2 separate regions of the Homo sapiens genome follow, and region 2 is linked to region 1. The links are chromatin contacts, found by Hi-C in ENCODE. All regions are on one chromosome and are shown on one strand. The core of a region is the stretch at or near the end of the contact, and the rest is flanking DNA. Distances in the headings are between cores, read along the strand shown.

Region 1 (6,278 bases), core at 1,812-4,311:
GTACTCTTCAATAGCCTTTCATATGACAATAATTTAGTAATATTATTTTCCATAATAATGAAAAGATAATGCAATCTTTCCTCTAGTTCTGTTTTTCTTATTGATAGAAAGGCTGTGTAAACATGCAGTACTACACACACACACACAAAGCTTGTGGTACTGCTACAGGTTTGTACCCTACAAACAAGAATTCTGATAAATTCTATTTTACATGGTTTACATCAACAAGAAAAAATGTTTTGTGTTTACAGTTATAAAAATTATTTTGGGTGGCTGAGACGGGTGGATTACCTGAGGTCAGGAGTTCGAGACCAGCCTGACCAATATGGTCAAACCCCGTCTCTACTGAAAATACAAAAATTAGCTGGGCATGGTGGTGGGCGCCTGTAGTCCCAGCCACTCTGGAGGCTGAGACAGGAGAATTGCTTGAACCCAGGAGGCGGAGGTTTCAGTGAGTTGAAATTGCACCACTGCACCCCAGCCAAGGTGACAGCGCCAGACTCTGTCTCAAAAAAAAAATTAAATATACTGCATTATTGAATATATTATTGCTATGAGAGAAATTACATCAATCGGAGGCAATCCTTCCTGTTGAAACTTTGTCTTCTGATGCCTGGAATAATTTTCCACATGACACCTGATGCTGCTTTACCTTTCAAATCTTGTCTCACCTCTATTACCCACATATTTTCAGTGTCAGAGACCACAGAATATATCTCCTCTGGCTCTGCATCTTGGGTGTAATACTTGGTGAGCTGCGCTACAAACAAATTGGAATTTAAGAAATAACTATACTTTGGAGAGGCTGGAAACCACATAAATATATTCCACTAAGTCCAAACTAAATATATTCCCAACTGAAATTCCCTAGCAGATTCCCAAATGCTCTTGATAACTCTAAGTGGAAAAGAAAATCTAAGTGGACATCTAAGTGGAAAAAAAAAGAGATTGTGGTCTTAATCACATTAAAACATTTACTTTTGTAAATTTGATAAAACTGGCCATGGATCCCATTGCTGAGTTCACACTGGAAGAGACTGTGCCAGCAGGGAGCCAAGAAACTTGAGCCTCATCGGCTTCACTGTAGATGTGCTTCTACTGCAGGCACTCACTAAACGTCGGGGAATAACTGGATCAGTGAATTAATGACACTGTGCTAAATTAGTATCTCTAAGATCCTTACAGCTCTAAAATTTGACATTTTTACAGGCTTCCTAATGCAATCTTAGAATTTAGTATTTAGAAATTTGTTCATATGAGTTCAGGTTATAACAATGTAGGACATATAGAAAACTAATAAGTGCTCAGAAAGCAAATGAAGGAAAATTCAATGGTCATTGTTTTATGACTTTAAGCTATTTTGTCATAGACGCAATTTGTCTTAGTGTAAACATGGCATTATTTGTATTTACCATTCACTTAAGTGCTTTGCTGTGCTACCGAGTGGAGATCAGAGTATTGTTAGATATATTATTAGTTAAAACCATAATTCATTAATTAAATCCTATTGACTCCCCCCCATTTTTATTCCAAGAAAAACTTCCTGAACGAAGTACCCTCTGGGTAGGCACTGGGGCCTGGTTTGATCACAGAACAAGTCAGGGACAAATGTGATAGTCATTCAATAATACGTTGGGAAGACAAATTATCATTTGGGCCTTTTAGCTGGAAGAAACAGTTTGCTTTATTACTCTCTTTGGGCTTTTTGGTAAGTGGGTCTTCAGTGGAGATTCTCTTATAAAATAATAAAGCTAGAATTGGGAACTTGTCTTATTCTAGTCTATTATCTTAGTCTTTTTCTATTTTCTCAGACTAGGCTCACAGAGAAATAGGAAAAATTTACCAAAGAGTAAAAAAGGATTAATCTTGAGGGATAGACTGAGATGAACCCGATTGATGGAAATCGGGCTGACTGAACTTTAATGGGTTAAATCCTGCCAGAACAAATGAGAATGAGTGTCTTGGCTCTATTGCAGTTAGTAGGAGCTGGAGGGCTTCTGGGAGGCAGCGTGGGGAGGCAGGGAGGCTCAATAGCCTCCAGCAGGTGCTGAAAGGACTTGGGGCTTATAGGTATGCAATCTACTTATGAGCAACCTTCTCCTCCAGCACCCGAAAGCCAGAGGGGAGATTACTCCAAGGCTCCCCTCTGCTGTGGACATTTCATTTTTATCTCATTTACTTGTATACATTTTTTAATGAACAAAAGCCATATCACTTCCTTGACGTCTACTCCAGGGGCAGCTTGCCTTCAAACAAAAACAAAACACTTGGGGTGAATGGGCCTCTCAGTATCTCCTGTACTAGCTGCTATAGGGTATGAAAAACCAAGAAAAATCCATACCACTGTACTTAGACTTAAAACAAGTCTTAAGCACCCTTTGGTTCCCAGATTTCAGTGGCATCTGTGTAACGACTGCAAAATATGTTGCAGCATTGACAAGCTTGAAATCATACTTTTTGATCAGTGCCGTTTTTGAAAGAGTTCGCAGGGAAGTATGGCGTGTGAAAAGTCTGAAGCACAGCGCGGTTAGGAAAAGTCACACCACAGAAAGCCAGCAGAACGCGCCGGGAGGTGGTGACCGCCTGACAGGTACCCCCTTCTCCCTCCCGCCGCCCGGTTCTGTGCTAACGCGACTTTCGCCCTCAGGGTTGGAGCTGTATTTGCGGTAGCTGTTTCTTAGCTCCCAGCAAGTCCGGGGCGCCCCGGTACTGCAGTTTGCCAAGTGTTTTCACAAACCTTAGTTCATAAACCTCTTTCAAAAGCCCGAAGAAAACCGTTTCTGTGCTCTGACTGTAGAATAGAAAACACAACGGTCACAGAAAGTAATTGAAGGCAAAGCCCAACAGGCTGCAGCCTGAACTTGTTTGAGCCGTAAGCCCGAGCCTAGCGTCGCACGCTGGGCGACTCCCCTCAGGCTCTCAGGCCGGCGCCTTCGGGGGACCACGTAGCGCCCCAGCGGTGGCGGCTGCGCCCGGCTCAGGGCGGTGCCGCGGCCACTGGCTCCTCCTCGGGGTGGGGCGGGCCGCGCCGGGCGAGGGCGGGAGGAGGAGCAGCCGCAGCGGCGTGAGGAGCTGCCGCGCGAGGAGCGCGTCGCGTCCGCACTTCTCCTGCCCGAGAGAGACTGAGCCGCGCTGGCAGCTCGCGTCGAGTCGGTCTGCCCTAGCCGCATCCCGCGGCGCCCGGTCGGGCTCCGGGCACCAGGCAACACCTAGGCCGTTCCCTTCAGACAGCCCCGGGCCAGCGGCCCCCTCGGGAAATGTCCAGCGGCCGCAGAAGGGGCAGCGCCCCCTGGCACAGCTTCTCCCGGTTCTTCGCTCCCCGAAGTCCTTCCCGGGACAAGGAAGAGGAAGAGGAGGAGAGGCCGGGGACGAGCCCGCCTCCAGCTCCAGGCCGGTCCGCTGCCAGGTGGGAGTCGAGGAGGGGGTCGCGGGGGGGCCCTGCACATATTCGCGGGATGAAGGCTCCCGGCCTGACCGCCGGCAGCGGGCCGCTCTTGGGCCAGGCTGCAGTTCGCTCGCCACTTTCTGTTCTCCTTCCTCCATTGCTAAAGTTTCCTCCTCCTTGCCCCGTTCCCGTGCCGCACTACTCGCCTCTCCTCTGCAGGTTAAATCGGGGTGAAGTTCTTGCCCGGCAGCCGGACGCATATCCCCCGATCCCCGCCTGGCTCCGCGCTCTTCCTTTCCCACTTTCCCCTGCCCGGACGTGATTGGGTTCCCGTTCCACACACGCTCTACTCTCCAAGTTCTGTGGCAAAAGCGATTTCCCCGGCGTCCCGCCTGCAGTAATGGGAAACACTTGTGAGCCGAGCGGAGCCGTCGGCCAGGGGAATTGGGGGCGCGATCCCAGCACCACTTGTGTGGGAGGAGATCGGGGCAAAAGTGGAAAAGGTAAAGCTTTGGGGCGTCACCCCCTCAGCTGGTATTTTTGCCATCTTATTTAAATTTTCTCAAAATGATTTTTAAAAGGAATTGTGATAATGCGTTCCCAAGACTTTCACCAAAATGGACTGGACATGTAAATGACGCCACCCTTCTTTATTTCTCATCTCTCCTAGAAACATCTGCCTCAAGTTCCCAAACAGATTCTGGAAATCAGGTTTCCAGCTGTCTTGGTTTCAGTAATCAAAATGTACCCTTTCTCTGTAATATTTTTATCTTTCCTTCACTTTCCCATGTTCAAAAATCAAAAAATTTTAGACATGCCTCATTTAAATGCCTGTTTCTGAGTCTTTTCATCCCCCCGAAGAAAGAGGGGTTAAGTAAAACGCAGCTCGCTTTCTTAAACTTATGAGAGGCTTACACTGTCTTCTCCCGAGATTGCACTAGAATGACCATTGTCATTGGAAGGACACACTCCAGAAAACCGTGTTTACTTCGGACTCAAGATTTCCTGGTGGGCTTAAAAAAAATGGATAGGAAACAGAACTGAGAGTGAGCCAATTCCATTAGTATTCAGATTTTGTGATGTGATTTTAGTCGTTTGTGTGTTCCTCGGTTTCCCCGCTTGTGAAACATTTTCATTATGACCGTCTGTTAATAACATGCCACATGTTTCCAAGAAAGCTCCTACGATAATTGAGTGGTTATTCTCCTGGGACGTTTCAGCTATTATTGCTCTGACTGTTGAGAGTTTAAAATTCAAAGTTACACAGAAGTTAAAAATAGTTTTTAAGTCTGACAGATCTCATCCAGGGTGTCAGCTAGTTCTGTTGGTGTGGGCAGACAGCCTGTGGTGCCTGCCACCGCCGTAACAGCACTAACAGTCTTGGATAATATGAACGCAGTCTGCAAGGAAATCCCAAGTAGGCGCAGCAAAAGTTGGGAACTTGAGAGTCAGTGTTAGAAAGGAGTAAGCAGGTCAAATTCAGGCTCATGTCAGTAATGGCCTGAAATCCTGCTTGCCTCTCTGCCCTATTTTGGCTTTTTAAGGCACTTCTCAATTCTAATTTCTTTACTGACTGGAGCTGACCCCTCCAGCAACTAGTTCCTTGTTCACCTACCACTTCTCTATTCTCATCATCTCCAGATTGGCACAAATTATGGCTTTTCAACGATGAAGATTTTAATTGTGCTTATATCAACGCTAATTTTGTTCTCATCTTTTTTGGAACTTGCCAGATGTTAGGGGGATAGCAGATGACCCTTTATGTGGGTGTTTTACTGTTTTAAATGAGCTTAAATCTTTCATTTCAAGGGCATAAACAAACACAAAGCCTTTATTGAAAGTTTAATAAAACAAATGGAACCGCTTTATAGTACTGAATGTCCCAGTAACACAACACCCTGATGTTAACAAGATTGGAAACAGAATTGCAATTTGTCACTGTGATCTTATTTCAAAATGAAAGAGTATTTTGGCTATTTCTCTTTGTGGGCATAAAAACTTTTATCATTATGAGAGCTGGGTATACCTTCTGTAGTGATGATTTTAGATGAAGAGGAGTACAAAATTAAAAAATAAACTAAAACATAATTATGAGACCCGTAAAAGTCGAATTTACAACATCCTGAAACTGTTTTTTTGCCTGCTCACAAAATGCGTACTGGGACAAACACCAGGTCTTTGGGGAGCTGCCATGCCTTGATACAGGTCTTCCAATATTTTACTGTTTTGAACCATAGGAAAATCTTTGTTTTTATGGTGTGCTGTGATTTATATGGGCTTCAGTTGGTGACAACACTTCATTATGTATTCTTTCTTTGTCACAATTAAAGAAGGCCTATTAGCATCAACACTATTGTATATCCCAACTTAGGCGTAGGCACTCAAATTGCTTGATTGTACTCATATTAGGTGGTTGACCATTTCCAGGAAATGCTTATATTAATTTATTTTAGATGATAAAAAGGAAAACTGCAATTGAAGTTTTCATAGGAAACTCAAAAACTCCCAGAGTTCTGTGGATCCCAGTTTGAGAATCACTGGTGCAGTGTTAAGCCCAGTTTATAAGCATACAAGGAATGGACTCATTAGAAGTGATAGGGGAGACCAGGAAGTGCTTCCTGGTAGGGATGATTTTAACTGGGTCTTCAAGGAATTGGTGATGTTTCTATACAAAGAGAACTTAGGAAGAGAGAGAATAGGGAACAGGTATTCCGGGAAAAGGCATTCCAGACTGAGCAAAGGCCTGCAAGGGGTTTATGATCTGTTAGGGGATATATACATTAATGGGACAGAGTGAAAGGAGCAGTAAGAAATTTAGGTTGGAACTGGGTTATAAAGGTCTCTAGACAAAATGTTTGGCTCTAGATTTAAGGCTCAGAGAATTTTTGCAAAA
Region 2 (6,278 bases), core at 1,867-4,366, 2.6 Mb after region 1:
AACTATCTTTATTTTTAATGTTTACAGAACTGAGAACTTTTTGGATCTTTTATTTTACCTACTATTCTTCCATGATTAAAACTAAATTAACAAACGAAATAGAAAATGACTGGAGAATTTCAGACATCCAAAATTGATGTAAGACAAGTGATAATTAATTCAAATAATCCTCTTGATAACTACTTTTAATAGCAGCAGTGAGCTATTATAAATGATCATAATGAGAATCATCAATTTTTAGTACTGAAAGAAACAGAAGAGATCTAATATTTTAATCCTCTTATTCTACAGGGATGACGCTAAGGTCAAGGAGACAAAATGACTTTCCCAAAGTGACAATGCTGGAGAGCCCACTATAAAGCTTACAAATCCTAGTTCTAACACAGTCCATAAGTTCTTCTACTATCCAGTCATAAACCTTTTAGAAAATAGGTAATGCTTCACTCTCCCATAGGAAAGATCATATGGCTTTCTCATGGCCTAGCACAATGCCTCACACACTGCAGATACTAGTTTGTTCATTCCTACACCAAAACTTCCTTTAAAGCTAATTTGACATCCTAGTAAAAATATCTTCGCCCGGGCGCGGTGGCTCACGCCTGTAATCCCAGCACTTTGGGAGGCCAAGATGGGCAGATCACCTGAGGTCAGGAGTTCAAGACCAGCCTGGCCAACACAGTGAAACCCCGTCTCTACTAAAAATACAAAAATTAGCGGGGCATGGTGGCGCGCGCCTGTAGTCCCAGCTATTCCGGAGGCTGAGGCAGAACTGCTTGAACCCAGGAGGCGGAGGTGGTGGTGAGCTGAGATCGCACCACTGCACTCCAGCCTGGGCAACAAAGTGAGACTCCATCTCAAAAAAAAAAAAAAAATTCAACCTGAATAGTATAATATGGAAATGACTTGCATACATATTTAAGTGTATACACTTGGATACAATTAGAAGTTACTTGACCAACTGTATATACTTATGTATAAAACTGGGAGATATTTGACCAAACGTTTCTCTGACCTCGACTTACTCTGGTACTACCATTGAACAACTCCAGACCCAGAGAAAATCCACCACACCCAATCCCAGTATTGTCAAATGCAGCCAGACTAATTCTCTGCACAGCTGTCAGATACCAAAAGGATTTAACAGTCAGTTCACCAAAACCATACAAAGCAGTTCACTAAATAATCCAATGCTTGGCCTCACATCAGAGAAACTGTATCATGCATATTAGGCTTGGTCATGTACATTTCCAGGTGAAATGGAAAAACTGAATTTAAGATGCTTCCAATCAAAAAGTTTAAGAAGTCACTCCCATTTTTTTTTTTTTTTTTTTTGTATGTGTGTGTAGGCCTGGACCTGGGGCAGGGGGCTGTGTGCAACCAAGCCTGGTGAGCATTGCTGTGGCCGCTACTCTTGTGCAGCAAGAGGGGACAGTGCAGTGCAGAGCGTTTTCTGACAAAGGCCAAGGGGTCCGGAGTGCAAAAGGACACCTTGGGGCTGGGGCATGGCAGGAGAGGTTACGGGCGCTGAGTGCTTGCAGCCAAGGGGGCTTCGGGGTTGCTGAGAGAGGACGAGCCTTGGGAGCTTGACAGTTCTGCTTACAGTTCAGAGGCTGTAAAACAAATGCCACTGAACACCATTTCACTCTTTAGAACCTGTGTAGTCTTTCTTTTTCTATGTAGAAAGCCATCTAATCGTTTTTGTTTTTGTTTTGCTTTTGTCAACTAACCGTCACTGTAGTTGCCCACTTACCCCCAGCAAAAACACACTCCAAAAGGGGGAGTGGCTCATTATTAAAAGGCTCTTAGCGATTAGGTTGTAGGCTTTGGAAATCACAGAAACAGTTCGTATCACGATGTACCAATTGTTAATCGAATTTAGCTTCCTTCACTTATTAAATACAATCATCACATTTGCAAATGCCCCACTCCCATCTACAACACTAGGGATAAATGCTGTGTCACTGAGAAGAAAAGCAAAGGATTTTTCTGAAACCAAAAGCAAACTGTCAAAGAATGCCAGTAACCTGTCATCGAGCTACTCTATGCCCTCCACTGGCAGCCAGAAATGAGTCTCCCTAAACCCAAGTGTTGTGCTGCCGCTTGGCAGCTTCCGTCTGATGGGAAGCCCCCTCACTGACACAACCCGCCAAGGAAAAGCTGCACGAGCCAGTTTCCTCCTCTACGGCCTGGGGCTGCTTCTCACCATGTCCAAGTGAGCACCGGGACCTTCAGGGTGTCCGCTGCCCGGGGCCGGACTGGCCCTGCCCTCCGGGGTCTTCCGTTCGCTGTTGCGCTTCAGGCCGCTGGCGTCGCCCCGGCCTCTGGCCTCCCGGCGCCGTTGCTGCCGACTCCACAGGTATATGGCACCCGCGCCCAGCAGCAGGGGTGCCCCGACCGCCAGAGCCAGCTGCCATCGCGGCAGCCCCCCCGTGCCCGGGCCCGCAGTCCCGCCGCCGCCCACCCCACTCCCGGAGCTCGGTACAGCGGCTGCGACCACCGCTGCCTCCACAGGTTTAGAGGCGGCCATGACAAGTGTCCTCTGCCACCGCCTCCCTGTCTGTCGCGAGCGCCACAATCACCAAACAGCGTGCGAAGGAAGACCGAGGGAGGGAAGGAAAGCAATGAGCGAGCGAGCACGCTAGGCAGAGAGAGCGGACGACAGAAAAGGGCCAGAGGTCACCGGAAGCCCAGGGCATGCCGGGCCAGACCTGGCCGTCCTTCTCCTCCAGTATCAACCGAAGAGGGAGAGGAGGGGCGGAAATCACTTCCGGGTTAAGGGAAAGCGTGGGTGTGAGTAGGAGTCTTCGGAAACCCTTTTTCTTTCTTTTCGCCCCGCTGCTGTTCGGGAGATGGACTTCTGGAGTCCCCGTCGTAGCTGGTGTTGTCCCCTCTACCTTCAGGAAAGAAGGGCAGATGGCCCTCTTGCCTACTGAAGCCGAGGAGGGGCGCGTATACAGCGGGCTAAGGGCGCTCAAGAGATCCGAGTGGAAGAAAAAGCAGCGGCACAGCACTGGAATGGGCGGGAGTGGCAGAAGAGTTGTGAAGGCTATTGGCTAGCAAGGGTGGTGGGCGGGGCGTAGACCGAGCTACCCAGTTTACTGGTCGATTTCGGATCCAGTTTTCCAGTTATAGCCACGTTGGCACCTCTTGAACCTCTGTGGCCGTTAGCACGGTTTTCTGCCCGCGTGCCCGAGAAACCAACGGATTAGAAGGACTTTTAAAGATGTGTGAGGAAAGAGCTCACCGCTGAAGAAGGCTGCTGCATCACTGAACTTCTTATCACTAACATAGCGAGATTTTAGTTTGGACGAATTTGAGGTTATAGGGGAGATAGCGATGGCAGAAGACTAGGTGGAAATGGCACATCTAGGTTGGCTGCAGTCGAAACGGTTTGAGCGTGGTCGCTGTGGCTCATCGTCGGCACCAATTAACGAAGCGATGACATCTGCGTTGTTAGGGGTTTCTTAAACTGAGTTGGTAGAAATGCGAAGCGTCAGGGTTCCCGCCGGCTTCGAGCCTTTCTTGGCGTATTTGTATCTTGAGCTGATTTCTGCGTCAGCCCACATCTCGCTCTGATCCGCACGCCCCCCGGGTTGTTTTGCAGTAGCAGTCTCAGCCCTCTTCTCGTCTCATTCCCAAATCGTAATTTCAGTTCACAGCTTTTTATCTATAATAGCTTTATCAACTCTTTTTCCGATGCTCTGCACCAGATCTCTTAAAATATAAAATTACCTTGCAAGGTATTGTTTGGAATACACGGTATTTTCATGAAGACAACTATTAATAGAAAAATCAGAGTCCAGAACTATGGTTCTCCATTTCTGGTATACTGGTTTGCAGAAGCCTTACATTAAGATTTCATAAATGATTGTTTTGCTGTTAAGTGCAACAACATCACAGTAGAGCTACATAAAGATTGAAAGGAGATATTTTATCAAGTGGCACCAGAATGGACTGATTAAAATAGAATGGCCTAATTGGAAAGAATTTCAGGATCACCGGTTTCTCCTGCTTCATGTAAGTTCCTATTAGTAAATTGCCTTCAGGCAATAGGGTTTCTTAGCAACAGACTAAAAAAATGGGCTAAAAATAGCAGTGGAATTGAGTTGATCGTTGCAGGCAATAGGCTTTTCTCCCCTCCTGATCCCCCAATCCCCAAAGGCAAATTTTCTGCCCCTTAATATAAGCTCTGCCTTGCCTTTTTCAGAACACAAGTTAGGATTTTTTTTTTTTTCTGAAATTTCAGTTTTGCTGTGGCCTCTTGGAGGATTGTAGAGTGCTAACAATTACAAACTTGATAGGAACTAAAACATATTTGAAGTTTTTTTTTTAAACCTTTTTCTTATTTATTGGAGTAAGCAATACACTGTTACGGTTAAACTCCAAAAGTTACAGAGTTTACTGTGAAAAGTCTTCCTTCAGTCCCTGTCCTCAGCTGCACAGTTCCCCTCTCCAAAGGGAATCGGTGTTATTTTCTTGAAACATTTTTTGGATTAATATTTATCTAAAGGCCTGATTTTGTTTGGCTTTATTTTTAAGGTTGGCATTAGTAAACGAATCTGTTCTGGTTACTTTTATACTTTGATAAACATCTCATTTCCATTCTCTAGCCTATGCTATTCTCTCATTTTCTCCTCCATTTCCTAATTGATGGTACTGTAGAGCCAAATAGAGTGTCGCTTACTGGCTTTGGGACCTTACTGATCTGATGCATGTTTTTCTAATCTGTGAAATGGTGAAAACATCTACCTCTCAGGCTATAGTAAAGATTTAATTAGAGAATATTTAAAGTTCTTTTGATGTTTGTTACAAAGCAATAGATATTTGATGATTAGTTCTCAGTTTTTCTAAATTTTAAAGTAAAGAAGTAAAATACTGCCTTTCATTTCTAAAAAATTAAAGTTCTGTATATGTGAACATAGACATTATCTTTTTCTTGGTAGATTAGTGGAACTCAACTGAAGAAGCTTTCTTCACCTTTGATCTGTATCTTAGGAGGCAGTTAAATGAGATAGTCTAATGGACTAGGTTGTGGAAGACCTGAGTTTTTTTTTTTTTTGAGATGGAGTTTCGCTCTTGTTGCCCAGGCTGGAGTGCAATGGCGCCATCTTGGCTCACTGCAGCCTCTGCCTGCAGGCTTCAAGCAATTCTCCTCCCTCAGCGTCCCAGTAGCTGGGATTATAGGCGGCTGCTACCATGCCAGGCTAATTTTTTGTATATTGGCCAAGCTGGTCTTGAACTCCTGACCTCAGGTGATCTACCTGCCTCGGCCTCCCAAAGTGCTGGGAATACAGGCATAAGCCACCATGCCCAGCTGACCTGAATTCTTATTCTAAATTTTAATACCACTGAGTTGTGTGTGTGACCATGGGCAACTCTGCTTTCTTTATAATGTGAGGAGGGGTGGATTAGATTATTTTTAAGGCTCCTTATTGTTTTAAAATGATGTAATTCTGTCCCTTCAATTGTCATTGCTACATGAAAGGCCTTTCAGATTGCTAGAGTTGGTAAATAGCTGGTTGACTGGTGTCCAAACCTTCCAGCCAGTGCACAAATCTGCTTATATTAAGCATGTACATATAGAACAGCTCTATTCTCTTTCAGCTGTCTGATGTTTTCATTCTGTTTTTCCTTACTGAAAAATTACTGAAAAGAATTGTCTACATCTGTTACTTATTTGGCACCCATTTCATCCAAAATCTGTTGTAATCTAGTTTACAACTTTATAATTAGGCTGAAAGTGCTTTAGAAGTCATAAAATTCATTGTGGTTTTTTTGTGGGTGGGGGAGGTTGGCTGTCACCCACTTTTACTTGATACCACTGATTATTCTCTCCTTGAAATGTTCTTTTCCTTGGCTTCAGGAGAATAGAGTCTTCTGGTTCTTCTACGCTCTGACCAAACTCTAGATCAGTGCTGTCCATCACAGCTTTCTATGATGCTGGAAATGATTTATATTTATGATGTCCAATATGGTAGCCACTAGCCACATGTGGCTATTGAGCACTTGAAATGTAGTGTGACAAAGACTACAGTTTTCATTATTTAATTGATTTAAGTAGTATCATGTGGCTAATGACTACCATATTGGACAGCACAGCTCTAGATATTCCTCAAGTGAGGAATTTATTAGAATATGTCTTCTTCTTTATCTTCAATCTCTCCATTAGTAACCAAAGTAAATCTCATTGCTTCAGGTACCATTTCTGTGCAGATAATCACTGTCTATATATCTTTTGGCATAGCTTCCCTTTTTACCTCTAGCCCTATATTTCTTAC

What was found. Hi-C counts contacts between places; a loop is a spot of excess contacts on that map. Pooled maps may share reads with other maps.
Region 2: a loop to region 1 is called in a pooled map, with 7 times the contacts of the local background. The contact joins the promoter of LNP1 here to the promoter of CRYBG3 in region 1. A Hi-C loop is called at or near these places in 5 of 50 pooled maps.

Annotation. Positions count from the first base shown.
Region 1 is chr3:97,818,950-97,825,227 of GRCh38, forward strand. It overlaps CRYBG3 (crystallin beta-gamma domain containing 3), which reads left to right and starts at 3,062. Exons shown (of 22, transcript NM_153605.4): 1 at 3,062-3,406. The coding sequence starts at 3,258. LOC101929298 (a long non-coding RNA gene) reads right to left here and starts at 2,827. Exons shown (of 3, transcript XR_427389.3): 1 at 2,738-2,827. RefSeq lists a silencer at 2,839-3,208.
Region 2 is chr3:100,398,423-100,404,700 of GRCh38, forward strand. It overlaps LNP1 (leukemia NUP98 fusion partner 1), which reads left to right and starts at 3,117. Exons shown (of 4, transcript NM_001085451.2): 1 at 3,117-4,017. It overlaps TOMM70 (translocase of outer mitochondrial membrane 70), which reads right to left and starts at 2,667. Exons shown (of 12, transcript NM_014820.5): 1 at 2,204-2,667. The coding sequence starts at 2,527. RefSeq lists enhancers at 1,085-2,004, 2,686-2,795, 2,846-2,895, 2,906-2,995 and silencers at 2,366-2,445, 3,056-3,135.